Linked DNA regions of Homo sapiens: region 1 is linked to region 2. A link is a loop called in an ENCODE intact Hi-C map of the cell type or tissue named here. Cell type or tissue: Caco-2. All regions are shown on one strand. Region 1 overlaps RASSF3 (Ras association domain family member 3). Region 2 overlaps RASSF3 (Ras association domain family member 3).

What was found. Hi-C counts contacts between places; a loop is a spot of excess contacts. Peaks named below come from ENCODE experiments on the same cell type or tissue, not always from the same donor. Only the 100,000 strongest peaks of a DNase experiment are listed, where the experiment ranks them.
Region 1: a loop joins it to region 2, with 7 times the contacts of the local background. A loop is called at or near these places in 61 of 110 quality-filtered maps.

Annotation. Positions count from the first base shown.
Region 1 is chr12:64,695,056-64,697,555 of GRCh38, reverse strand. RASSF3 (Ras association domain family member 3) reads right to left here. Exons shown (of 5, transcript NM_178169.4): 5 at 1-2,500. Among named protein-coding and RNA genes, the nearest start is that of GNS, 63 kb to the left of the region's middle. In Caco-2, no CTCF peak of the experiment used is centred here; no DNase peak of the experiment used is centred here.
Region 2 is chr12:64,623,984-64,626,483 of GRCh38, reverse strand. All of the region lies in intron 1 of RASSF3 (Ras association domain family member 3), which reads right to left. Among named protein-coding and RNA genes, the nearest start is that of MIR548Z, 2.6 kb to the right of the region's middle. RefSeq lists a silencer at 686-875 and enhancers at 797-916, 273-989. In Caco-2, no CTCF peak of the experiment used is centred here; a DNase peak (open chromatin) is centred at 953; H3K4me3 peaks cover 553 bases.

The DNA of each region.
Region 1 (2,500 bases), 71 kb before region 2:
CAATTTTTAATAATGGAAACAATTTTGCCATTCTAGAAACTATTTTAGGGGAGAAAAATCTTCCCTACAAAAATAAACTTAAACCCATCAAAATTATAAATATTATAACTTTTTACTTCTGCCATTTAAAATGCTCTCCTGCAATACCACCCCTTCATTTAACATCCTTCCTGTACCATCACATATTGAAGAGAAAACAGTATTACAGCAAAGCTTAGATAGTTTAACATAATGATTTGTACAATGATTCTTAAAAAATCTTTGGCCTTAGTGGCCTTTTTTCTTCACTTACACATTAAAAATGCTGCTGCAGTAACCAGTGTTTGGGAAAGGACATCAGTCTTCAAGAACCATAAACTGACAGAATTTCAATACAGTAGGTTTCCAAATTGCAATTTGTAGTGCACATGACAGTAAGCGAGGTTTTGGGTAAATATAGATGAGGATGCCTATTCAGACAATCTACTTCAAGTAAAAAAAAAAAAAAAAAAAAAATTCACAGATACCCATCAGCTACTACTTTAGGTTCTAACAGTGTCTTAATCTGAGAAACAAATGCTTCACAAAATATAAGTTTACTGGGATGAATAATTAAAAAACCAGGTGGTAATAACAATATACTCAAATCCAGGCCATAGTCTGAATAATAAAACCAGTACAAAAAATCACGAAGGCATTCCCTGAACAATAAAGGTAAAGTGTTGGATGACAATGTCACTAAAACCTCATCAATGTACAAAAGAGAAGTTACATGCAAAATTAAACAAGATGTGCCATACATATTTTATAGCTAATTCTATTTTTTTCAACTTTCCTTAAATGCTTAGGAAGATATGATTGTCTCAGTAAATTGTGTGGCACAGCATAACAACTTAAGTCTGCCTCCAACAAGATGGGTATTCTCCAAAAAGTCAGAAGAGCCACCAAGAGACGAACAGAAATGCAATAAAAGGCACAGTTCACTTGGGCAAAGAACTGAAGCACCTTGGAATTTCAAAAAGAATCCATTAGGTGTCACCAAAGTGTTAACAATTCCTTGGGAATTTATAAACAAAAAATATCTAGACTAAAAATAGAATATAAGGCCCCTCTGGAACCACTGCACACCTTTCCCTCTGTTCTCAGATTAAACTGCTGCATAAAATGAGGTTATTTAGCCTGTTTTTAAGGAAGGCTTCTATTGCACATGCATCTCTTTGGTTGGTAATAACATGTACTTTTGTTAAAATATTTCCATAATGAAGCCCTGTTGTGTGGTTAGCTGGGTGTGGACTTTCCTCCCTTTCTTGGGGGCCCTCCTACTCACAGTCAAGTTGCCCTTTAGAACTAAAGATCTGGTAGGATTGGGTCTTTATTCAATAGCCCTGTTCTCTATTATGTAAGAACAGATTTCAATGTAGAAAAGAAAGGGAGAGGGAGAGAGAGGGAGGGAAGGAGGGAGGGAGGGAGGGAGGGAGGGAGGGAGGGAGGAAAAGAACAAGGTAGGGTGGGAGACAGCAGGGAAGGAAAGAAAAAAGGGAAGAAAGGAAAAGGAAAGGAGGAATAAAAGGGAAGAGAGTGATTGTCACCAAAGTTTACTTGACAAATATCCTAGCTAACAATCAAGGGAAAAACAGCTGCCCCTACCCAAATTCCGTCTCAACTTTGAAAACCACCTGTGGGGGGAAAGCTATACACTATGTAACTTAACAAGAGTTAGTGAACTGTCACTGTCCTGCCTATGCAGAGCAGCTACACCAATCAGACCTTCCACTCCAAAAGGGCAGAATTAAAGGGTCGGATCCAGCTGCGTGAGGCCCACCTCTGCCCAGGTCAGTAGGCTACACCTGCCTGATTCTCTGATTGGTCAGCTGCAGAGTTCATGGGTCCCTCCTTTTGGTTTAGCTCCTGCCTCTGGCTCTGTTCCCATATTCTACCCACCAGGAAACCAAGCGATCCTAAAATGGGTTTAACACCTCCACACTGAATGCTTTTAACTCGTTTACAAGCAACTACCCCTTTCTCCACTACCCCTAACTGAAAAGCCAAGTCACCTTCCATAGCCCGCAGCACTCGCCACCACCGCACATGCCTTCTTCCAAACTTACACTTTGCTTTCTCTGTCAACCCCCTAACAAAATCCTTCACAATAAATTCCTCAGAGTTCCTAGATTCCTGTGCCTTTCGATTCACATGGATAGATTCCTCTGACATTAAAAAAAGAAAACAAAACCAAACAAAAAACCAGACAGGTAGTTTCAAAATAGGACAAGTATTCAGAAAGATTCCTAGTTAAGCTTTTTAAAAAATCAACTGCATATCTGTAAGCTTAACAGCATCATCACATAATTAAAATAACCAAAAAAAAAAACACCCCCAGAGTTCATGCTTCCAAGCACCCTCGAATGCTCCTGATGAGGCGACAGGTTCACAGCTTGCCAAGAGGTAACACTGCGGTGCTGAACAACAAGCTTGCAGAGTCCCTTACATGGGACGCTAAGGTGCAGGATGCTGTGTGACC
Region 2 (2,500 bases):
AAGAGTCTCACTCTGTTGCCCAGGCTGGAGTGCAGTGGCATGATGTCGGCTCACTGCAACCTCCGCCTCCTAAGTTCAAGCAAGCACATCAGGCTAATTTTTGTATTTTTAGTAAAGACAGGGTTTCACCATGTTGGCCCAGGTTGGTCTCAAACTCCTGACCTCAAGTGATCTGCCCACCTCGGCCTCCCAAAGTGTTGGGATTACAGGCGTGAGCCACCACACCCGGCAGAAATAAGTTAATCTTTATTAAACATGTACTTATATGCCAGGTATAGTTCCAAGCCCTTTATATGAATTAACTTGTTAATAATAACATTTATACAAAAATATATCAATAACACTACAGCTCAGCCAATTAAAAATTTTAAAGGCTATTAAAAATCTTCACAGTGGCATTTGGAATTATTACAAAGCCAGTTTCCAACAACCAATTCATTGTGAGAAACATACAACCAAAGGAGGGGGAGGTTGGGGGTGGAGAGATAATATGAAAACTCAGAAGGCGCATCCGGCCTGTAGGACTAGGAAGAGGTTTCCCACCGGGTTCCAAGACTCATACTAATTTTACTGAGTACAAACGAACTCTGAAGAGTCGGCCAAGCAGATCACATGACTCATTGAGCTTTAATGCCTGCACTGGAGCATAAGCAGGCCTATTTCCTAAATGTGGAAGCATCCAGTATCGCTGAAACCCTCAGAGCCGAGACAGTCACTCTGTGGAGAGAGAACAGAGGGCTGGGAACCCAGCCACGGCCAGGGAACTGGACTCTAAGGACAGCAGCAGAGTCTGCCTTTGCAGCACGTTATACAGTTTGCACGTATTACCTTATTTGATTTGATCTCATGAAAACCAGAAAGACGACAGTGACTAAGTTCCTAAACCATGAGCACAAGACTTTCTGGAGGAAAAAGGAAAGCCCCAGGAAGAAGCGGAATTTGTCACCAGGTCAAGCGAGCTGCCCTGAGCAAAACTAACCAGGATCCCGTGATCAGAGGCAGATAAGAGAGAAAGAGGAAGTTTAAAAAAAAAAAAAAGTGTACAATGTGTTAACTTATACATAAACTCTTGGGCAAACAAAACCACACTTTCATATGTCTAATCATTCTCTTTCAACTGGAGTGGCTTGCTTTAAAGGAAAAAGAAGTTGGGAAAGACTTGTGATTAGGTGCCCCCAGGCGTGGTCAGCAGGCAACAGCTCCATTCCAAAAACAAAGGCACCACAGTGATATGGTATGCAGCTAAAAAATAATAATAATAATAATAAATTAATCCTCCAGGAATGACTGGAGCTCCTTCCTGATCAATTACATTGAGATTCCCAATTCATTTTGGTTAATAAAGCCAATGAGACAGACCTAATTTCCAATTTCCTGCCATTTTTCGCTCTTTGGCTGGACTATTAGTTCCCTTCAAATCTCTCAACCACTGTCAGTTCTCCATATGGTCTACTACCCTCAAATGAAAAGGGGCATATAATCACATGTAGGAGGATCTTTTAAAAATAACTATTGCTGGCCAGGCGCGGTGGCTCACGCCTGTAATCCCAGCACTTTGGGAGGCCGAGGCGGGCAGATCGCGAAGTCAGGAGATCGAGACCATCCTGGCTAACACAGTCAAACCCCATCTCTACTAAAAATACAAAAAAAAAAAAAAATTACCCGGGGGTGGTGGTAGGCGCCTGTAGTTCCAGCTACTCGGGATGCTGAGGCAGGAGAATGGCATAACCCAGGAGGCAGAGCTTGCAGTGAGCCTAGATCGCGCCACTGCACTCCAGCCTGGGCAACAGAGCAAGACTCCGTCTCAAGAAATAATAACTATTGCTAACATTTATTAATGCTTATGAACTTCCAGGCATCCTACTAGTTTACAAATGAGGAAACTGAGGCTCAAAGAGGTACAACGATTTGCCAGGCGTGATGGCCCATACCTGTAATACCAGCGCTTTGGGAGGCCAAGGCAGGAGGATCACTTGAGCCCAGGAGTTCAAGACCAAACTGAGCAACATAGTGAGACCCTGTCTCTTAAAAATGTAAAAAATAAAAATAAATTAAAAAAACAAAGAGGTACAATGACTTGCTCAAGATAATACAGCTAGCACTGATTTAAACACAGGGTGCCCTACATAGCTGCTTGCAATTAATCAATTAAGAACACACACCCTTTTAGCCTATAGTTCTCCCTCTTTTTCATTACTGAGTTTTAAGCCCTCACCTCAAACAAGCAAGATGCATTGTAATGTTAATTTTAAAACTGTAACAGAGCTTCCTCCTTTAGGAATGGATTGTAAGTGGATTTGTTGATATCGGTGCTAGGTTTGCCTTTATGAAACGTACTCGTTCCGCTACACAATAAGCCCAAATTCTCTTCCCCCAAATTTCACAAATACTAATTTGGATACAGAGACCATCAACATGACAGCCAAGGATCAAACCCCTGCATGGCAGCAGCACCTCATTCATGCTAATTGACAGTTTCACGTGACCAAATCTGGTCAGA